Regions from separate parts of the Homo sapiens genome. Here regions 1 and 2 are each linked to region 3. Evidence: chromatin loops called from intact Hi-C (ENCODE). Cell type or tissue: Panc1. All regions are shown on one strand.

Region 1 (8,000 bases), 51 kb before region 3:
ACCCAGCAATTTCATTATTGGGTACATAACCAAATAAATATAAATTATTTTATCATAAAGACACATGTACACACATGTTCATTGCAACATTATTCGCAATAGCAATATCATGGAATCAACCTAAATGTGCATCAACAGAAGACCAGATAAAGAAAATGTGGTACATACACCATGGAATACTACATATCCATAAAGAAGAATGAGATCCAGTAATTTGCAACAACATGAGTTGCAGGTCATTATGATAAGTGAAATAAGCCAGGAAAGGAAATGCAAACATTACATGTTCTCAATTATTTGTGGAAGCTAATAATTAAAACAATTAAACTCATGGAGATAGAGAGTAGAAGGATGGTTATTACAGGCTGGGGAGGGTAGTGGGGGGGGGTTGGGAAGAAGTGGGGATAGTTTATGATACAAAAAGTAGTTAGAAGAAATGAAAAAGACCTGATATAACACAACAGGGTGACCATAGTCAATAATAATTTAATTGTACATTTTAATATATCTAAGAGTATAATTGGATTATTTGTAACACAAAGAATAAATGCTTGAGAGGATGGATACTTCATTCTCCATAATGTAATTATTATATATTGCATGTCTGTATCAACATATCTCATGTATTGCATAAATATATACACAAATATATATTTAAAAATATTTTTGGCCGGGCGCGGTGGCTCACACCGCCTGGCCAAAAATATTTTTAAATATATATTTGTGTATATATTTATGGATTTTTGTGTATATATTATGGATATTTATAATCCCAGCACTGTGGGAGGCTGAGGCAGGGGCGGATCACGAGGTCAGGAGTTCAACACCATCCTGGCTAACACGGTGAAACCCCATCTCTACTAAAAATACAAAAAATTAGCTGGGCGTGGTGGTGGGCGCCTGTAGTCCCAGCTACTCGGGAAGCTGAGGCAGGAGAATCCCTTGAACCTGGGAGCTGAAGGTTGCAGTGAGCTGAGATCGCACCACTGCACTCCAGCCTGGGCAACAGAGCAAGATTCTGTCTCAAAAAAAAAAATTTATGAGGAATCATAATAATATTTTCATTTTTTTTTGTTAGAGGTACAAAATTTCTACAAATTTAACAATACAGATTTTTATATTTAACACTTTACAAAAAAATGGAGTTAATAATTGAAAATGAAAGAAAATAATGGCTGGAGCCTTGTGATGGGTAATCAGGAATTTCTGTATAATTTCCATATTTTTGTTTACATTTTTAACTGCCATAATAAGTTTTAAATAAAAAATTTAAGTTATTTTTAATAAAACCTTCAAATACTGAACATTAGCCATGTTATGTAATAAAAAATAGGCAGATATCTTCTCATAAATTACAGTAATAAATTTAGAGATTAGTATCAGATTTGGGTATTGAGATTGGTTTTGAAGAAGCGATGAATGTGCAGCTTTTGCATTAGCAATAGGCTACTCTGACTGTAGAGACGGGTGCCATCAACCAACTTTATGTTAGATTGCTTCTCCAAATATTTTTAATTAATTAATTTTTAATTTTTCCTCATTCTATGATGACATCATTACTTATTTGTAACAATTGAGTTACAGTAGTCTTCTGTAAATGACTTCAGTTTTCTAGTCTAGTAAAACCAGATGGTTCCTATCCGTAAATACTCCTTACAAACTGTTTTCTTTTTGCTTACGTAACCTCTATAATGTTTTTGGTCGCACTTGTGTCCTCTTGTGATATTTAAAGTATCTTCTTCTTCTTTAATACTTATTAAATCAACAGAAATAACTTTGGTGTTAAAAGTCTGTTACTTGGATTTCTTAAAGTCAGAAGCTATTTTAATACTTTTGGCATGTTAATTTTTGATAGGCTTTAATGGGATATAATTTACATAATACAATGACATTTTCATTGTAAATATCAATTTTTTTTATTTTTGATTTTTTTTTGAGACGGAGTCTTGCTCTGTCGCACAGTCTGGAGTGCAGTGGCGGGATCTCGGCTCACTGTAACTTCTGCCTCCCGGTTCAAGCGATTCTCCTGCCTCAGCCTCCTGAGTAGCTGGGACTACAGGCATGCGTCACTACGCCCGGCTAATTTGTTTGTACTTTTAGTAGAGATGGGGTTTCACCACGTTGGTCAGGCTGGTCTCGAACTCCTGGCCTCAAATGATCCGCCTGTCTCGGCCTCCCAAAGTTCTGGGATTACAGACATGAGCCATCGCGCCCAGCCTGTTTTTAATATTATAACAGAGTTACATATTGATAATCACAACTAACTTTAAAATATGTTCATCATCTCAGAGTAAAATCTGTCTTGTTTTCATTCACTCTCCACCATCACCCAGGCCTTAGACATCCATTAGTTTATTTTCTGTCTATCAATGAGCTTTTTATGGACTCTTCTTATATGTGGAATTATAAATTATGTAATCTTTTTGAAACCTAGTTTGTTTCACTTAGTTTACTATTTTTGAGGTTTATTTCCAATGTAGCATGGATTATTGCTTAATTCCCTTTGACTGCTGAGGATTTTATTGCATAAATATGACACATATTTTTTCACTAGCTGATGGATATTTGGATGGTATTCCCCTTTGGCTCTTATAAACATTGCTGCTATGAACATTCACATACAAGTCTTTGTGTGACTTAGGTTTTCATTTCCTTTGCATACATATGTGGAGAAAAATTTCTGAGCCATGTGGCAATTCTGTGTTTAAAATTTTGAAGAATTGCCAAATTGTTTTATAAAATGACTACATTATTTTACCTTTCCAGCTGCAATGCATAGAAATTCCATACTTTCCACATTTGCCGACACTTGTTATTGTCTCTTTGTTATAGCCAATATAGTGTGTTCATTATTATCTCATTGTGATTTGATTTTTATTTTCCTAATAGCAAAATATATTGAGCATATTTTTATGTTCATATTAGCAATTTGTATATCTTCTTTGGTAAAACATATATTCAAGTCCCTTGACCATTTTTAATTGGTAATTTGTCCTTTTATTATTGACATACAAGAGTTTGTTTTGGTTTTGTTTGTATTCCGGATACTAGAGCCCGAGAAGATATGTAATTGGAAATATTGTCTCTCATTATGCAGCTTAGATTATATATTCTTCTTGGTGTTTGGAAAAAAATGTTTTTCAATTTGATGAAGTTTATCAGTTTCTTCTTGATTATGCTTTTTTGTTGTGTTATTTAAGAAATCATTAGTTGCCAGGAAGCGGTTGCCACAGAGCTGAGCAGTTTTCCGCGTGGGCAGGGGAAAGTCCCGGATTGTGGTGTCGCCATTTTTGCTGCCCAGAAGCGGAGCGAGAGGCAGAGACACTATCCACTTCCATCGGTCGCGCAGACCCTGTGGGAGCGGCTGCCGCTGTGGATGATCGAGAGGATCTGGTACCAGGTAAAGCTGGCCGAGCAGGCTGAGCAATACAATGTGCTCTGGAACTGAACTGGCAGTATCTTCCAAGAAATGGTGTAGTCAATGAAGAAAGTAGCAGGGATGGATGTGGAACTGACAGTTGAAGAAATAAACTTCCCATCTGTTGCATATAAGAATGTAATTGGAGCTAGAAGAGCCTCCTGGAGAATAATCAGCAGTATTGAACAGAAAGAAGAAAACAAGGAAGGAGAAGACAAGCTAAAAATGATTTGGGAATATCAGCAAATGATTGAGACTGAGCTAAAGTTACTCTGTTGTGACATTCTGGATGTACTGGACAAAAACCTCATTCCAGCAGCTAACACTGGCGAGTCCAAAGTTTTCTATTATAAAATGAAAGGGGACTACCACAGGTATCTGGCAGAATTTGCCACAGGAAATGACAGGAAGGAGGCTGTGGAGAACAGCCTAGTGGCTTATAAAGCTGCTAGTGATATTGCAATGACAGAACTTCCACCAATGCATCCTACTCGCTTAGGTCTTGCTCTCAAATTTTTCTGTATTCTACTACGAAATTCTTAATTCCCCTGACCATGCCTGCAGGTTGGCAAAAGCAGCTTTTGATGATACAATTGCAGAACTGGATACGCTGAGTGAAGAAAGCTATAAGGACACTATGGACTTCAGGCATGCAGGGTGATGGTGAAGAACAGAATAAAGAAGCGCTGCAGGAGGTGGAAGATGAAAATCAGTGAGACATAAAAGCCAACAAGAAAAACCATCTCCGACCACCCTGCTCTTCCCTATCCCACCCCTTGGCAACTCCCCATTGTCACTGAGAACCACCAAATCTGACTTTTACATTTGGCGTCAGAATTTAGGTTCCTGCCCTGTTTTTTGTTTGTTTGTTTGTTTGTTTGTTTGTTTGTTTTTTAAACAGTTTTCAAAAGTTCTTAAAGGCAAGAGTGAATTTCTGTGGATTTTACTGGTCCCAGCTTTTAGGTTCTTTAAGACACTAACAGGACCGCATACAGGCTTTCTCAGCATTACTGTATTGTCTCCGTGCCAGATGTGGCAAGATTACCATTAGAAATGGAAATTACCTTTGAAAGCCATTAGGTGACGCTTCTAGGTGATGCAAGCGTCTAAGGGAGATATTAATCACACTATAGAGGCAAAAGTGGTATCATTTTTCAGTTTTTCTAATTGTTTAAACCGTATTTTATACCAATGTTTGAAAGTAACTCGGTGTTAGCTTGAGATGGTTAAGGTTTGTTTGGGGAGAGAGTTTTGAAATGGTTTTGCTGTAAAAAGTTTTTCAAACTCTACTGAAATGTTGCTGAAAAGCATGGTGCTGGTAACAGTTCAACAATCGTGGCTGCTCATTCTTGCCTACTTTTACTCTCCCACTGAAGCGGGTTAGCGTTGCAGGTGGTGTGGAAAAGGGCCTGCATGCGTGTTCAATTATTTGTTTCCACTCCTTCTCCATCCCCCTACCTGCTTCCCCTCACTCCTCCCCTCTTCTAGCTCAATCACTTTTGTTCAGTATGTGTAACTTGAAGCTAATTTGTTCTACTGGATATCTGACTGGAGCCACAGATATAGAATCTGTATTGTTCTTACTGAAACACAGTATGGAATTAACATTAAACTTAAATAAAACAAACCTAAATGTAAAAAATAAATAAATCGTTATTGAATAAAAGATTATAAAAATTTACTTCTGCGTTTCTTGTAAGGAGTTTGTCATTTTAGCTCTTACATTTAGCTTTACAGCTCATATTAAGTATTTCAGTATGTATTTGATTTGAGATGGGGTCTGACTTCTTATTTTAAACGTTTATAGCCAATTTTCTTAGAAAAATTCTTGGAAAAGCTGTTTCTTCCACATTGAAATTTTTTGGAACTTTTGTGAATGTTAATTTGCCATAAATGAATGTGTTTTTAAATGGATCTTCCTTTTTTTTTTTTTTTTTTTGAGACATTTGCTCTGTTGCCCAGGCTGGAGTGCAGTGGCAGGATCTAGGCTCACTGCAACTTCCACCTCCCAGGTTCAAGCGATTCTCCTGCCTCAGCCTCCCAAGTAGCTGAGATTACAGATATGCACCACCATGCCCAGCTAATTTTTTTGTATTTGTAGGTGAGATGGAATTTCACCATGTTGGCCAGGTTGGTCTTGAACTCCTGACCTCAAGTGATCCACCCACCTCACCCTCCCAAAGTGCTGGGATTACAGACATAAGCCACCGCACCCGGCTGGATCTTCAAATCTATTAATTACATGACTCTATCCTTGATAATAAGAATTTACATCAAAAAGTATAAATTGTTTTATTTTTCTTTTTAAGGACTGTTTTGTGTATTTGGTATTCTGTGCACATTTATATTGTTTTTTAAATCTTTTTTTAGAGAGAGAGTCTCACTCTGCCACTCAGGCTGGAGTGAGGTGGATCAATCAAAGCTCACTGTTACCTCAAACTCCTGTGCTCAAGCAATTCCACCACCTCAGCCTCCCAAGTAGGTGGGACTACAGGCATGCGCTGCCATATCCAGCTAATTTTATTTTTTTATCTTTCTGGACACAGTACCTTCCTATGTTGCCCAGGCTGTTTTTCAACTCCAGGCCTCAAGTAGTCCTCCAACCTCAAGCAGTCCTCCAACCTCAGCCTCCCAAAGCACTGGGTTTACAGGCATGAGCCACCAAGCCCAGCTTATCTATATTTGTTTTTGGGAAGAACTTGTCAATTTCCATTAGAAATAGTTAAAAATTTGGAGAGATTTTATTGAATCTGTAGATCAATCTGTGAGATATTCTAATCTTAAAAATGATAATTTAAAACTTGATTATCTAACATATGTTAATTTATTCAGTTCTATGATTTTTCTGAATTAAGAAATAGAGTGTAATATGTTTGTACTTCCTTTTAAAACTTTAATATTTCTGCTTATTGCTATTATAAATATATTTTTTCTTTATTTCATTTTCATTGTTGATTTATTTTGTCTATAAGTGCAATTTAATTTTGTTTTCTGATCTTTCATTTAGTGACATTAATTAACTTGTTTATAGTTCTAGGGATATTTTATTGAACTCCTTATATATTTTTATATAGAAAATTATATCATCTGCAAAAAAAGACCTTTGTTATTTTTCAATCTGGAGAATTTTTTAAATTTTTATTATATACTTTATTTTATTGTACAATAACTCTAGTGTTGTGGGTTAGAAAGTATAAATTTCTTTTCAGTTTTTGAAAGTTTTTTTAAACAATTGATAGTATTTACTAAATATTCATTGAATTTGACATATAAGATATCAGGCCCTAAACTTTTCTTTGTGGAAATATTTTTAATTAATACTTTACTCGTTACATGATTATTTATATATACATATATATTCATATATACTTTCTTATTTTTAATTGTTACAGACACATAATAGTTGTACATCTTTATGTAGTACATGTGATAGTTTGATACAAGCATATAATATGTAATAATCAAATCAGGGGAATTAGAATATGCATCACCTAAAACATATTTCATTTATTTTTGTTACAAACATTCTCTGGGAAGTATATCTTATTTCTTAATTTTACTTTCATCATTTGTGACAACCGATTTATTTATTCCTGTTTTGTGGTATTCTATGTGTAGTAAATGTTTAGGTAACACAAAAATAGAAATAATAATATAGAATAAGTCTTTTGTCCAATAAATAATCCAAAGTTTTCTTTGTTGTAAGGTGAAGAATGTAATTATATTTTTATCCTTAATGCTTATACTTATTATTTGAGGCAATAAAAATCTCAATCTAATCCAAATTAGTAAAACTGACATGTAACTTTGGCTTTTATCAAGAGGGCAGATTGAATTGACCCCATAAATTTTATGAAAATTTTTTAAAGACAGGAAATTAATTTTAATAATAAATGCAAAACAATATCATATTTGAATGATAATATGGAAAAGATAATTTGATAAATTAGAGAGGTTACTACTTAGCATATGTAGATGAATATATAACAAAACTGTGATAAATATATGTATATGTAATTTATCTTTAATGAAGATGAAAATTCTGCCATTTTCAACAACGTTGAAGAACCATGAAGACATTATGCTAAGTAAAATAAGCCAGATACAAAAAGACAAGTACCGCGTGATTTCGTATTTATGTGAAATCTTTAATAACTCAGAGTCATAGGAAAAGAAGAATAATAATTACTACGGGCTAGGGTGTGGGAGGAAATGACAAGGCATCAGTCAAAAGATACATACTTTCAGCTAGAAAATACATAAATGATGGGAATGTAACATATAGACTGGTGACAATAGTTAATAATACTGTATACTTAAAATTTTTGAAAATCAAATCTCAAGTAATCTCACCACACATACCCACTCACACACAGACACATAAAGTAACTATGTAAAGTGATAAATATGTTAACTAGCTTAACCGAGGTAATTAAAAAATGTATACATGTCTCAAAACATCATATTCTAAATCCTAAATATATACACCTTTAGTTTGTCAATTATACCTCAATTAATGTATTTAAAAAGTTAAAGGTAATTAACAAGTATTATCTAGCCACATGTAAACTCCATTTAGAAC
Region 2 (8,000 bases), 130 kb after region 3:
GATTCATCACCTAGTTGATGTGACCTTTCTTTTTTCAGACTTGTCTGCAGCGCAGATTGCTACATATTGCTTGGCCCAGCTCCTATGTGATGTGACTCTCCTGTCATACCTGAGTGCTCCCCACTGCGGTAATTGTGACATATAGCTGGGCTCTGGCCCTAGTTTATGTAACTTTTCTTCCTGACTGCTACTCACCTGGGGGCATTGTGACATATCTCTGAACCTCTCACCTAAGTGATGTGAATCTCCTGCTTGAGCCCACTTCTCAGGGAGTATTATTATATATTGTCACACACAGCAACTAGGTGATATGACTCTCTCTACAGCTTGGACTCTGCCCAATAAAAAACTGTGATGTATCACTGGACCCAGCACCAAGGCTATGTGACTCTCCTGCCGGGGCTCTACATTCATTGTTTTTGTGACATACGGCTGGGAATAATGTCTAGGTCATGTGACTGTCCTGCATGGACCCTGCCCACAGGGGTATTATGACACATTTTTTTAGTCATCTAGGTGATGTGACTCACTTCTGCCTGGGCCCTGCCAGAAAGAATGATAGTGACTTATCACTGAACCCAGCACTTAAGTGATGTGACTCTCCTCTTTTGCCTGGACCTTGCATGTTTTTGGTATTGTGACATATTGCTGGGCCCAACACCTAGGAAATGAGACATTTTTGCTTCAGCCCTGACTACAGGCAGCTTTCTGACATTACTCTGTATCCATCACATAGGGCATACGTCTCTCATCTCTTCTGCCTGCACCTGCCCACAGGGAAGATGGTGACATAACACAACAACTAGGTGATGTGTCTCCAGCCTGGGCCTAGCCCACCAGAAGTATTGTGACAGCTGGTTTCTGAGCCCAGTGATATGTTACAATGCTCCCTGTGGAGCCCCCTGTGACACCTGGTCTCAGAAACTAGGTGATGTGACTACTGCCCAAGCCCTGCTTTTAGAAAGGAATTGTGACTTATCACTGGCCAAATGTGACATGAGCCTCCTGCCTGGTCCTTGCTTTCAGAGAAGACCATGACATATCTCTGTTCCAGCACCCAGGTGATGTGATAATACTGCCTGGGCTCTCCCCTCAGGAAGTATCAAGACATATTTCTGGACCCAGCCCATAGGTGGTATGACTGTCCTCCACTACTTAGACTCTGCCCAAGAAGCGACTATGATGTATCAATATTCCCAGCACTTAGATGATGTAACTCTCTTATGCTTGGGCCCTGTTCACATAGTATATGAAACATATGTCTGGGTCCATCACCTAGTTGATGTGACTCTTCTGCATGGGCTCTGTCCATGGAGATATGAAATATTTTTTCATTCATCCCCTGCCATTTCTCTTTTGTGCCTCTTTTGCCTGGGCCTTGCCAAAAAGAGGATTATAATGTATCACTGGACCCAGAACCTAGGTGAGGTGACTCCTATTTTGCCTGGGGCTCACATATTTGGGTATTGTGATATAGGGGATGGATGGGAGGCACATGAGTGGGCTTTGCTCACAGAAGGCCTTGTGACATCTCAGCATTCATTACCTAGGAAATGTGACTATTGTCTTCCATTTGCACCCTGCTTACAGGGAAGATTGTGACATATTGCTGGACCTAGCAACCAGGTGATGTGTCTCTCTTGCCTGAACCCTGCCCACAGGGAGCATTGTAACATATCTCTGGGCTCAGCAGCCAAGGGATGTTACTATCCTTCCCGGTCCCTGCCCTCAAGTAATATTGTACAAATCTTTGGCCCAGCACCCGGGTGATGTGACTCCCCTGCTTATTACCTACCTGCACGTGGATTTGTTACACATAATGTTGTTCCAGCTCATAGGTGTGATGATGACTCTCATATATTGAACCAGCCAATAGTTGATACAGTCTCTCATAGCTAGGCTTAGAAAAATGGATAAGATTCTGGGTCTTCTGTTTTTATAAAGGTCAGAAAGGAGTATCACACTCTCACATATGGTATAAAGTCTTCAGGTTGTACACAGTGTGTCATTGCAGAGCCCAGTGCACAGGTGAGATTTACTTGTGTGTATGCACACCCTACTATCCATTAAAATTGTAATTCTCACAGACGGACAGACCCTACTTGTAATCTCACATATGGATGCAGTCCACATTTGGAATTGTCATATGTGAACATCCAGCCAGATATGGGATAGTAAAACATTTTTAAATGCAGCTCATAGAAAGGTGAGGGCTCTCCTATCTAGACACAGAAAATTAGGGAGATGTTGACTCTTATACCTGGGGTTAAGAACACAGATATGATTATAGGTTCATACCAGCACAAATGTCTTAGAATAGATTGTGACTCTCATGCAAAACATAAAGCCCTAGCATAGTACAGAGAGTGTCCTAACAGGGCCAAGCACACAGGTGAGATTACGACACTTGTATGCACACACTTTCAACAGTAAAGATTGTCCTGCACCCACATAAACAACCCGCTGTTGAGGTTCTGAACCTCACACACAAAGCCAGCTGAAATTTGGAAAATTGAATCATGTGGATCTGGCCCACAGCTGGGTTGGTGACTCTCAGATAAAGATTCAGCACTCTTGTGAGCCTCTGACTCCACTAGGGGAAAATAGTTCACAGGAGGGATTGAGGCTTTCAGACACAGATCTAGCCACCTTTAAGACTATGACTCACGAAATTAGACCCAAAATAGAGAAGGTATTGACTCTCATACCTAGAACCAGGACGTGTGTGGGATGTTTAATATAATCCCTAGACCTTGCAGGTGTGATTGTGACATACACCTTTTCCCAGCACCTAAGTGATTTGACCCTTCTGCCTGGGCCCTACAGATGGGATTGTGGCAAATGACTAAACCTAGCACCTGGATGATGTGAGCCTATAATTTTGTCTAAGCACTTTTCACAGAGAGAATTGTGAAATATTGCTGGCCCTAACACCCAGGTGAAGTGACTTTCCTCTATTGCTTGATCTCTCTGCCCAAGGACAGATTGTGATATATGACTGGGCCCAGCACCTAGGTAATGTGACTTCCTTCTCCTGCCTGGGCCCTGCATACATTGAGTATTGTGACATATGGCTGGGTCTAACACTTTCATGATGCAAATCTGCATGGGCCCGGCCTACAGAGGTATTAGAACATATCTGTTTATTCATCACCCAGGTGACGGAGAAGAGGTGGTGATTGATTTCACTCTCCTCTTCTGCCGGGGCCCTGCCAAAATCAGGGATTGTGACATATCTCTGATTTTGCATCTAGCATCTAGGTGATGAAACCTGGTAGCATCTAGCATGTAGGTGGACCTAGCATCTAGGTGATGAAACTCTTCTGTTTTCCCTGGGCCCCACATATTTTGGAGATTATTACACATATCTGGGACCCATACCTATGGGATGGGGTGCTTCTGCCTGGGCCCTGCCCACAAGGGACCTTGTAAAATATCTTTTTATTTATCACCTAGGAAATGTGACTCTCTCTTACCTGTATTCTGCCCATAGAAAATGTTGTGACATATTGCTGGGCCATGACACCAGGTGATTTGTCTTTCCTGCTAAGGCCATGCCCAGAAGGAGCATTTTGACATCACTGGACTTAGCATACAGGCAATATTAATACAGGAGTTAAATCAAAATTATTTTAGGGAGTTAGTAAGAGTAAGGGTTCTCAATGGAATTTTTCTTTAATAAAACAGGGCCCCAGAGCTATTTGTTTTCCTAAAAGAAAGCAGCCTAAAACGTGAAGCTGTAAGCATAGATCAGCAAGCTGGAAGCTTGCATATGCAAATGCCAGGAGCTATACTAAAAGCCAGGTACACCACACATGACAATTTTCCCTCCTTTTTCTGTCATCACGTGTGCAGGTGTCATGGCATCGGCCAGGTAGAGATTACATTTACATAATAAAAGATTAGGGTAGAAGGGACATTTTCTTTGTGGGCTATGTAAATGGCACACCTGGTCAAACCAATCTCCTGGGCCCTGTGTAAATCAATCACTGCCTCCTCAATCCAATCCTCTATAAAATTGAATCTATTCTGCCCCAAACTCAGAAACCCCCTTGGGTGACCCACTTTTTCTGAAAGAGGAAGCTCTGTCTCTCCCTTTCTTCTATTAAACTTTCTGCTTCTTAAACTCACTCCGTGTGTGCGTGTCCATGTCATTAATCTTCTCTGTATGAGACAAGAAACCTCAGGTATGTCCCCACAGAACAAAGCCACTTCATTTGGGGGCTCCTTCAGAATCAGAAATGGAATGATAGGTATAAACATCAAAGCAATAAGTATGGAAGTGAACCTCAGAATCTGTCCTTTAATTTTGAGGCTATGGGCCTTATTATAAAATCAAATCAAATTAATAATGGGCATCCAAACAGCCATTTAAAAATGTGATTAGCATGGCTACTGTTCTTGAAGACTCAAATGTGAGGGTTACTGGGGAGAGGATGAATCCCCTGCAATACACACATTGGCCATGCTTTAAACCAGTTTTCTTTCATGGAGGACCTAGCCATTACATGGGGCTGGGAGAGGTTTTGGAGCAACTGAAAATTTCGGGCCAGGGCATACCCTGGTGTTATCCAAAGGCTTCTGGACTAAAGCCAACTTCTGACCACTCATCCAGGTGTTAGCAAAGAGAATCTCCATCTATCCTGTTGCAAAATTTCTCCTTTTCTATCTGCAGTCACCATGTCTTTTCTCTGTGTATGAAATGTGCAGGAATTTTTACAATTCGGGGGAACAGTTCTGTTAGGAAAGATCGGCAAATGCCATACTAACCCAATACACGTCCTCCGTGAGTACATGGTATTTCTAAGCCAACAGCACCACCTAGTGGAAATAGAAATTATCTCCATGAGGCACATTGTCAGTCTTTTGCAATACACTGTAGCTTCCCAATTCTCCCTTTTTGCACCGCTAAAAATCAGGCTCTATGCCCTTCTGTGAATGGGAAAATGCTGCCTTTAACAATTAAGAGTAAAATGTCTTCCATAGCTAAATTTTAGTTTGAATACTGTCCTATCAGCAGGAAAAATGCCATTAGGTCCCTTGTGTTCTTTAAGGCACCTATTCTGTCTCTAATTAAAATAGTACTTAATTAGTAAGGGAACTTTACATCCAAAAGTTAACCAGAATCATTTTCTAAGGGTAAATGATTTAGCATGGGGCATAAGAGTAGAATACAGAGTTCCATCTAGCACAATCCCTCCATTAAATGAGCCTTGCCCAAAGGCAACTATTACATATTCTTTCCCAAAATCCATTTTTTGGGGTGGCACACAGATCACACAAGTCTAGAAAGTCAAAGGGAAATCACAAGTGGACAAATAAGGCTATATGGGTAATTGTGGCTAAAATCCATCACCTAGTTCATCTGGTTTCATGGCTTGGAGAGGTCACACCCACAACCATGAGTGACACATTTAACATGGTGACAGGACCCAGGAACCAAGGAGAGAAAAGAGTAGAGGTGACACTCCCACTGTTTTCCCCTTCACCCTTGGTCATACCAAAAAAAAGGGAGACTAAAAGGACCCTTTTATTCTCACTTTTTCTAGATGGGCAACAGACCAACTTCAGCTTGCAACCCTCTGGAGTGCATTCTGTAACACTGGAACTTCTTTAACCTCCGGACTTTGAAGAAGAAAGCAACCATTTTCTTTTGCACAAGGGCATGACATTTATACTACACCTTTGCAGGTAGTGTAAGATCAACCCAGCTTTTTAAAAAGTCATATCAGGCAGGCTTATAGAAAATGATTCACCAGAATTAGAAAAGCAAGTTCCAGGGAAGCCATTTGAGAATCCCCCTTATTTAGAGCCATCTCAAGTTCTCTTATTACAAGACCTTAGCCAAATAAAGGAAGACTTAGGCTGATTTTCTGACAACCCCCAATAGGTATATAGAAGCTTTCCAAAATTTGACTCAGGTGTTTCACCTCACATAGAAGGATGTTGTGCTGCTCCTAAACCAAACCCTAACTGCAGCTGAAAAGCAGGCAGCTCTACAGGCAGCAGAGAATTGCAGAAATGAACAATATGTCGCCTATAATGCACCAAAATTTAAAAAGGAGAAAGTGAAGAAATAACAGAAACACCATTCCCAATAGGAAGGGAAGCAGTTCCTCTTTACAACCCTGGTTGGAACTCCAATAGCTCTGCAGATAAATGGAAAAAAAAAAAAACACTTTAATATGCATATTAGAGGGTTTATGAATAGGGACAAATCTCTTACTCTAAACTGTCCATGAGGACAAATCTCTTACTCTAAACTGTCCATGATAGACCAAATGCCAGAAAAGAGTCTTGCAGCCTTTATGAAAAGGCAGAGAGAGGCACTAATAGAGCATATCTCCTTTTCTTCTGATCCAATCAACAAATAGTGCATTCTAAAGGACAGGTTTATTACGCACGAAGCTCTCGATATTTTTTTTTTTTTTTTTTTTTTTGAGACGGAGTCTCGCTCTGTGGCTCAGGCTGGAGTGCAGTGGTGCGATCTCAGCTCACTGCAAGCTCTGCCTCGGGATTCACGCCATTCTCCTGCCTCAGCCTCCCGAGTAGCTGGGACTACAGGCGCCCGCCACTGCACCCAGCTAATTTTTTGTATTTTTAGTAGAGACAGGGTTTCACCATGGTCTCCATCTCCTGACCTCGTGATCCGCCCGCCTCGGCCTCCCAAAGTGCTGGGATTACAGGCGTGAGCCACCGCGCCAGGCCAAGCTCTTGATATTAAAAAAGAAACTACAAAAGCAGGCTATAGAATCAGATAGCACCTTAGAGAACCTCCTGAAGGTAGCCACTTCAGCCTTTTATAATAGGGACCAGGAGAAAACCCAAGAGAAAGCGAGGAAACTCAGGAGAAGGACAAAGGCTCTAGTAGTTGCTTTGCAAGCCTGCAATGTCCAGGATTTCCAAGGTTCATCTGCTCATTGCTATCAGTCTGGCAAGTCAGGGTACTTTAAGAAGCAGTGCCCAAGCATCAAGAAGAAGCCACCTCAACCCTCTGCAGGCTGTGGCAGAGACACTAGAGAGCAAACTGCCCCCAGAGATGAGGTCACTAGATTCAGAACCAGTCTCACAGATCGTTTGGCAGGAATAATGGGTCCTAGGGACCCAACCCCCAGCTCCAGCAGCTCAAACTGCCATTATAGCCTAGGATCCCAAGGTGATTCTGGAAATTAAAAGAAGGAAGATAATCATCCTTCTAAACAATAGAGCCAGTCTCCCTCTTTTCTGTTCTCTAATTCAGGTCTCCCCTCTTCCTGTAGCCACTGCCATGGTGGCTCTACTACTTAGAAAAGTCTCCAAATTAACCCTGGAAATTATAATCATAATTCTCTTTAATTATACTAGAGAATTTAACTTACACCCCACACAACATGACACAATTACTGTCCTCTAGGGGGACCTCTTAGGTAACAAATAGCCAGTAAAGCAAAAAATACATAAGGCAAGATACTCAGTAGTCACTCTAAACAACGTTATTAAAAGTGTGTCTCTCTCCCCAGCACAAACGCTCAATTAGCTGAACTGATAGCTCTTACAAGAGGACTTGAATTAAACAAAGGAAAGGTAGCTAACATTTACACAGACTAAAAGTATGCTTTCTTGGTTCTTCATGCTCATGCTGCCATTTGGAAGAAAATACATTTTCTTACCGCTAATGGATCTCTTTTAAAGTATCACCAGAAAATTATTCTCCGTTTTTCTTCCATGAAAAATAGCAATGATGCATTGTAAGGGACATCAAAAGGGAACAGATGAAGTAGCCGAAGGAAATACGTTAGCTAATCAGGCAATTAAGTCAGCAGCAAGGAAGCCTTGAGGCATCAACACACTTCAAGCCCCTCTAACCTGGGAAGGCTCCATAAGAGAAATTAAGCCTCAGTACTCCCCTGCAGAAATAGAATGGGCCACTTTTCGAGGGTATATTTTTAGACCTCAGGATGGCTACAATCAGAGGATGGCAAACTCCATTCGCCAGCCTTCAGCCAAAGGAAAATCCTTAG
Region 3 (8,000 bases):
TAGAGAAGCTGAAAGGAGTTTTATTGTTTCCTGCTCTTTATTCCCATATTTTCTCTTCTCCCCTAGTATTTTCTCCTCTGTCTCCATTTTATTTGCCTGGTCACAAGATGATGTTTTAACATTACTAGTACTAAATTGTGGTACATTGTCAGGACATTTTTTAATTTGATATTTTTGGTCCCCTGGCTCCAATTATAAAAAAAGTTTACCTTTTGATGAAAAAGAGATATAGGCATCATGGGTGTTGAGAAGATCATAGCCCAAAAGATTGACAGAGGCCGCAGGGCATATAAGAAACATATGGGACCTACTGAGCACGTCACACTTAGAGCCTGCTGTAAGGAATCTGAACCCCATGAAATGATAAGGTATAGGTTTCGACTTAAAACATAAGATCCTTTTATTAGACATACCTACCATGTTAATTCTTTCATTATCCAAGGAATGGGGTTTTTAAATAAGGTGGGATTTATCAGAGATATAGTCATGCCAGTGTCAATTAAGGCAGTTGTGTCAAAGGCCTGTGAACCAGAACAACTTCATCTTTAATAGGAGCTGGGTAAAATGAGGCTGAAACCTACTGGGCTGCATTCCCAGGTGGCTAAGGCATTCTAAGTCACTGGATGAGATAGGAGGTCACCACAAAATACAGGTCATACATACCTTGCTGGTAAAACAGATTGCAGTAAAGGAGCCAGCCATAATTCACCAAAACCAAAATAGCGACAAGAGTGACCTCTGGTCCTCACAGCTACACTCCCACCAGTGCCATGACAGTTTACAAATGCCATGGCAACATCAGGAAGTTACCCTATATGGTCTAAAAAGGGGAGGCATGAATAATCCACCCCTAGTTTAGCATATCATCAAGAAATAACCATAAAAATGGACAACCACCAGTCCTCGGGGCTGCTCTGTCTATGGAGTAGCCATTCTTTTATTCCTTTACTTTCTTAACAAACTTGCTTTCACTTTGCACTGTGGACTCTCCCTGAATTCTTTATTGTGCAAGATCCAAGAGTTCTCTCTTGGGATCTGGATTGCGACTTTTTTCCTGTAACATATTTCTGGTGACCACAGAACAGACTATATTGCAGAAACCCTGACCCAATGGCTACCTTTAGGTAAGTGTTGGGGTCCTGTAACATCTTTCTGGCAAACCTGGAAGGGACAATACTGAAGGAACTCTTTGGGTTGGGAAGGAAATAGACTGCAGCACTGATTGGATGACTTTGGGTTACCCGCATAAAGAATGGGATTGGGTTAGAGGCCCAACTTAGGGGAGTTAGAGTCTCCCCTAATACACAGTGGGTTAGAGGACCCTCTTAATAAAAGGCAAGGACGCTTGACTGACCTCAGGTTAGAGGCCTGACTTAGGAGGGTTAGAGTCCCTTCTAAGATTTAGGGAGTTAGAGGTCCCTTTCAGTAAAGTAAGAACAGGTAAGAACAGGTTTGGCAACTGCTATTCTCTTTGGATTAAACTTTCTTGCAGTCTTTGCTGATGGCTGTGGGTGACAGGGTTAGGCATGTACAGGATTGTGGGACATAGGGAGCTTTTTCGTCCCTAAAAGGGGAAACTTGAGAGCTGATGGGACTGCTGGAAAACATCCCCTTGCTACCAACAAGCGGCTGCCTGAACTTTTCATTGTCGACCCACATGAGTGGGTCTTTTCTCTGGCCTCCCTAAGCATTTCACCTTCCCCACCCTGCCACAGGCAATACTTTCCTTCTCTACTTTTCCTTTTTTATCTTTTCTGTTACTCAGGGCAACCTTATTGCCCAGAGACCACATGTTGAAACTCCAAGTTGGAGGTTGAATTAAAGATGATGAAGCCCATCTGGAGGCAAATTTAAGCCTTGTCAGTTGATATTGGGCACTAAGCAGAGTAGCTTATGTCTGTGTTTTATCACACGTATTTTGCTCTGGCCAGAATGAAAAAAAAAAATTTTCCTTTATGATGTGACTTGGCCCCCAGGGCAATGGTGCCACAAGCCTGATCACTGGGGCCACTCAGGGTAAAGGAACCCAGAAGCCTGGCATGCCGTCAAAAGGGTAAAAATTTCTTAGTAGTCAGATTTCTGGCTTCTCTCTCTCTCTGCGCAAATGGTTGAATGAATGGTTAAAAATAAAAATTAAAAATAAGTGTGGCCAGGTGCGGTGGCTCATGCCTGTAATCCCAGCACTTAGGGAGGTTAAGGCCGGCGGATCACCTGAGGTTGGGAGTTCAAGACCAGCCTGATCAACATGGAGAAACCCTGTCTCTACTAAAAATACAAAATTAGCCAGGCGTGGTGGCGCATGCCTGTAATCCCAGCTATTCGGGAGGCTGAGGCAGGAGAATAACTTGAACCCACAGGCAGAGGTTGCAGTGAGCCGAGATTGCGCCATTGCACTCCAGCCTGGGCAACAAGAGCAAAACTCCGTCTCAAAAAAATAAATAAATAAAATAAGTGTTTATCTTCTCTGTAAAGCTTTGACTAATGCAAAAAAGAATTCTAAGGGTAGTCTTAAGCTGGTATATTTTGTGCTACAGATTCATTTTTCTGTGTCAAGGGGTACTTCAGGATAAAACAGGCTTAGAACACCTGGAAGCTGCCTTTTTTTTTTTTTTTTCTTTTTGAGATGGAGTCTCACTCTGTCTCCCAGGCTGGAGTGCAGTGGCACAATCTCAGCTCACTGCATCCTCCACCTCCTGGGTTCAAGCAATTCTCCTGCCTTAGCCTCCTGAGTAGCTGGGATTACAGGCGCCCGCCACCATGCCCAGCTAATTTTTTTTTTTTTAGTAGAGATGGAGTTTCACCACCTTGGCCAGGCTGGTCTTGAACTTCTGACCTCGTGATCCACCTGCCTCGGCCTTTCAAAGTCCGTGAGCCACCACGCCTGGACTGTAAGCTGCTTCTCAAGACATCCCAGCAAGCTGGTTAGTAACAAACTTGGCTGCAGGTCCCTGAAACAAACAAAAAACTGGATGAAGTCTCCAACTTGTTTTATGTCCTTGGGAGCTTGACCTTTTAATCACGTGGTGGTACTTTCTCTTGATCTCAACCTTCCAGGGAACAGGAATTTTAGGGTTCATGTCATAGTTAGCTCTAAAAATCATATTAAATAGTTAAAAAGCCTTTGCAAGCTCAAAATTAACTACTCTAGGCTCCTAGGAAAGGAAATGAAGACTGTCTTATGCTGTAGCTCAGTAGCTAAGGTTTTTGCACTTTCACAGTGGCGGTCCAGGTTTGATTCCCCACTTAGGAAGTAAGTCGTTTTTGGTTTAATATCTGCGTGACCTTGTCTATTCTCTTCTTCTCTGCAGACTGTCTTAAATTTTTCTTTCTCTAAGCACCTGGGCAGTTATCTTTGGTTAAGTTTAAAAAGCCAGAAATATCAGCCATTTGGCATAAAAAATCCTAAAAGGACTTTATTAAAGAGTGCTATGATTAAAATCAGTTTAATTAAAAGTGAATGTTCAAGCTTTAACAGCCTGGACTCCTTGGGAAAAACAGGAGGCACCAGAGACCCCTTTCCTGGCCCTGTTCTTCCAAGGGCTCCACCCTAAAGTCAGTAATCCAATTAAGACTTAAAAACTGGCAAATGAAAAATCTTACAACTACTGTAGTAATCTTCTTCTGTCCTTCTGTGTAGCTATAGATGTGTTGTGTATAATGTTTATATAAAAGGGCTCTAATTAATTGGTTGAAACAAAAATAAGTGCTTAAATGCAATATTATAAAAGCAAAATAAAAACTGTAATGCCTTTTAGTTCATGTAACTTTAGTAATCTTTGGGAAATAAAAATTTCCCAAATTTTTGTTTTTGTTTTTTTTTTTTTTTTTGAGACAGAGTTTCATTCTTGTTGCCCAGGCTGGAGTGCAATGGAGCGATCTCCACTCACTGCAACCTACACCTCCCTGGTTCAAGCAATTCTCCTGCCTCAGCCTCCTGAGTAGTTGGGACTACAGGCATGCACCACCACGCCCAGCTGATTTTTGGGATTTTAGTAGAGACAGAGTTTCACCATGTTGGCCAGGCTGGTCTCAAACTCCTGACCTCAGGTGATCCACCCACCTCAGCCTCCCAAAGTGCTGGGATTACAGGCGTGAACCACCATGCCTGGCCTCAAATTTTTCTGGGGAAAAAAATTATTGATAAATAAAAGTTATTGATAAGATAAAAACATTTAGACTAAATTATGCCGGTCAGATATTAAGTTTGTTAAATGCTTTAAGGTTATCAACTGCTTCTTTAACTTTTAAAAATTGTTCAATTTACTTACCCTAAAGCCATTAGATTCTAGATAAGGCCTGGGAACATGTTCTAGATAAGGCCTGGGAACATGTGGAATTACCCATTCCTCCTAGCTATACAAAGAAGATTATAAAGAAAGAGATTTTATAAGAAAGGATCTTGTATAGTAAATTCTTGTCCTAAAGTAAAATGACTGGTTGTTTAAAAGGAGGGATGTTTAGGGCAAGTCAAAAAATCCAAGAATGCCTCAAATAGTCTGTGTAACTCATGAAAGGATTTGTGAAAGGGAATTTATGCAAAAAAATGTTGTACAATTCAAAGGTTGTTAGGCCTCCTAAATGCTTCATAAAATGCCAGTATAACTCTTACTGTACAACTTGCCTGCTTAATTGAGATAAGGCCTAGGGACATGTGGAGTTAGCCACGCCCCCTAGCTATGCTGGAGAGTCAACCCTTATTTGCACTTCTGCCTGGTGTGTCCTAGGCTAGGATCCACACCTAGTACACAATTAAAATCCCTTACTTACCAAGGTTTTCACCAAAAATAAAAGTTCCTAAGAGTTAACATTATAACATGTAATTGAAACTACTAAAGAAACAATTCTACATGCAAGGTGTTTTTTGGTGAAAGTTTATAAGAGGTCATGGAAATGTGGATTTTTTTCTGCCTAGATTGAAGTGTTAAAAGATTGTTTTAAGTAAGAAAAAAATCTAAAGGTTTAAACAAGTTGTGGAAGGTTTATAAAATTAATTGTAAGAGATCCTGTGTGTGGACATATTGGCTAAAGTTAAAGGGGTATTATTCAGTTTTCCATAAATTAAACATTGGAATAAAAGCACAATAGGTTTTTCTAAAAGTACTGATCTGCTCTTTCACACCAATCAATGTAAAAGTTTATAAAAGGTTTATAAGAATCTTACCTTATGGTTAAACATTAAAATTGGGTAAATATGTCTATTAGGTTTTATTGGGTTTGACATTAATAGTACATTAATGTAAAGATGAAATTTGGCTTATGTGGTATAAAAATCTTACAGGACGCATCAAATTTGAAATGATGTTTTCCTTTTTTTGGACTATATTTGCATAAATTTGTTATTGGTATATGTTCCAAAGTTATGGGAAACTTCTATTATTCTAATATGACAGTGTATGTTATTAATAATTATCATTGTTATGTAAAATTTTGTGTGCCACAGAGGTAACCAAATTTCCTTATCAGTTGTGGCTTTAATAGTGGCTATCCTAAAACTTTTTATTATCCATAGATAGTTGTTTAATCCTCTTTAGAAGATGGCTTATAATCAACTATAGAACTAGCAGGTGTTCTTAAATGCAGGTTTCTAATAACTTTGGAAATTGTAACATTGGAATAAAGGAAACAACTTTTAGAACTCTCATTAAGAGGTGGAGTGTTCATGAATGGAATGTTCAGTTAACAGGAGTTAACTGAATTAACTGAACCAATAGAAAACTGAAGTAATCTTTTTAACTTTGATTAAAACACTTCTGATCTTTTGTTTTGTTTTTCAGAGTCAAGGAAACTTTTCTTTTGAGCTAGTTACAGCTTTTAACAGTTGAGGTACTCCTATGAACAAAATTTGGAACATATTTATTTCTCTCTACCTGATTTCTTCAGAATTTGGAAACTAGTTTTGAATGTTCTTAACTTACAGCAATATAGTTATCTGCATAAGGGCAATAAGAATCTGTTTTCTTTTACAACAGGACACAATTGGAGAAACTGGTTATTTTACCAAGGCTTTGACTGGAATGATGTGCTTTCCTTTAAGGAATCAAACTTGACTTGTAGAGCCAGTAAAAGCCCTTTGGGGAACTGGGCTCATACCTTGCCTACAACAGTCCCTGTACATGGTTTCTTATCTGTGGTAAGTAAATAATGTCACTTTCTGACAGGTCCAGAAGCCCCAAGTTATCTTGGGACCCCAAGAGGAGAAGAATTTACTCAACTCATAGTTATTGGAGGGTACAAACTGATGGCTGAGCTTGGCTTTAAAAAGTCTTATATAAGATTCCTTCTATGGAACAGAATTCCATCAAAGCCAATTTAAAAAGAGCCGATGTGAAAAATAATTATTCTTACTGCACTTTATACAAATAATCAGGCCAAGTATAATAAAGAAATTTGTCTTACCATGATTTGCCATTAGTAAAAATGGGAAACTGGAGAGAGGGATATTATGTTTCAAAAACTACAGTATACTTGTTATTAGATTCTAGTCTCATTAGTTGTTTTTAAGTTTGTTTCTGCAATTTAGGCTAACCCTGCTTATTCCTGTGAACCAACCAGTGATCTCTGACTGCTGCTCAGAAGAAACAAGAGGGATAGGTAATATAAAAATCTGGATCAATATTCTTATTCTGGGCACATTGCAATCAGCTAGCAACCCCATATCATCTTGGTTTCAACAGTTGCCCAGTTCACAGAAAGCCTTCTAATTTAGTTTACTTTGAATAACTTTACTTATTTTGTCTCACTGTTGTGAAATGTATTGCTGTTATACTCTGTGTAGAAATACAGGACAAGCTTACTGAATGTTTCCTTAAACTAAACACTCCTTAATGTTCCAGATACCACCTTTTGTTGAAACTCAAGAGTTATAAAGGGACCTTACCATACTGATACCTTCTTACTGAGCTCCTCTCTACCCTGAATGCAAGAGACCCTCATAGCTAGGCAGGAATATTATCACCCCTATTCATCATGAAGAAGTTACAGAAGATGGCTCTTCATCCCTCTGAAACCCTTAGGGCTAATGGTTCTCTTATAAAAGGGAGGGGGGAAATATCAGAGGTGTGTGAACCAGAGCAACTCCATCTTGAATAGGAGCTGGGTAAAATGAGGCTGAAACCTACTGGGCTGTATTCCCAGATGGTTAAGGCATTCTAAGTCACAGGATGAGATAGGAGGTCACCACAAAATACGGGTCATACATACCTTGCTGGTAAAACAGATTGCAGTAAAGGAGCCAGCCATAATTCACCAAAACCAAAATAGCGACAAGAGTGACCTCTGGTCCTCACTGCTACACTCCCACCAGTGCCATGACAGTTTACAAATGCCATGGCAACATCAGGAAGTTACCCTATATGGTCTAAAAAGGGGAGGCATGAATAATCCACCCCTTGTTTAGCATATCATCAAGAAATAACCATAAAAATGGACAACCAGCAGCCCTCAGGGCTGCTCTATGGAGTAGCCATTCTTTTATTCCTTTACCTTTTTAATAAACTTGCTTTCACTTTGCATTGCAGACTCTCCCTTAATCCTTTCTTGCGCAAGATCCAAGAACCCTGTTTCAGGATCTGGATCAGGACACCTTTCCTGTAACAGTTTTAAGCTCATGGTTTATTATATTAATCTCTCTCAATTTGTTCATCAGGATAGAATATTTGGAGAGGTGAAACTTCTGTACTTCCTCAGAGCACCCCTAGTCTTCCTGAATTGCATTTTCCTGCCTTTTCTTTCATTTCAGCCTAAGAGAATCCCTTTTAAGGTGTCCTGATCCTTTACAGTAGTAACAGACTGGGAGGGAAAGAGTTCTCAGACCAAGGGAGCTTAAAATCTTTCTACAGCTGACAGGTTTGAGAACTTAATTGCTTTAGCTGTAAGTGGGCACTCTTCTGCTTTTCTTTTTTTATCATAGTGTAGGATAATTGGTCAGCTAAGTTAACTAGTTTACTAGTTCTTACTGTGGCCCAGTTTGTTATGTGGCATTTTACAAGGCTGGCTAAATC

What was found. Peaks named below come from ENCODE experiments on the same cell type or tissue, not always from the same donor. Only the 100,000 strongest peaks of a DNase experiment are listed, where the experiment ranks them.
Region 1: it touches region 3 in a loop (3-fold over the local background); 2 of 110 quality-filtered maps call a loop at or near these places.
Region 2: it touches region 3 in a loop (2.6-fold over the local background); 2 of 110 quality-filtered maps call a loop at or near these places.

Annotation. Positions count from the first base shown.
Region 1 is chr7:64,430,462-64,438,461 of GRCh38, forward strand. It overlaps the pseudogene YWHAEP1. Among named protein-coding and RNA genes, the nearest start is that of ZNF736, 120 kb to the left of the region's middle. In Panc1, no CTCF peak of the experiment used is centred here; a DNase peak (open chromatin) is centred at 4,530.
Region 2 is chr7:64,614,461-64,622,460 of GRCh38, forward strand. LOC100128885 (a long non-coding RNA gene) reads left to right here. Exons shown (of 3, transcript NR_077227.1): 3 at 39-4,129. Among named protein-coding and RNA genes, the nearest start is that of ZNF107, 48 kb to the right of the region's middle. In Panc1, CTCF peaks have their summits at 4,827 (motif pointing left), 5,034, 7,381 (motif pointing right) and 7,585; a DNase peak (open chromatin) is centred at 4,811; H3K4me3 peaks cover 226 bases.
Region 3 is chr7:64,481,178-64,489,177 of GRCh38, forward strand. No RefSeq gene overlaps it. Among named protein-coding and RNA genes, the nearest start is that of ZNF680, 78 kb to the right of the region's middle. In Panc1, no CTCF peak of the experiment used is centred here; a DNase peak (open chromatin) is centred at 3,159.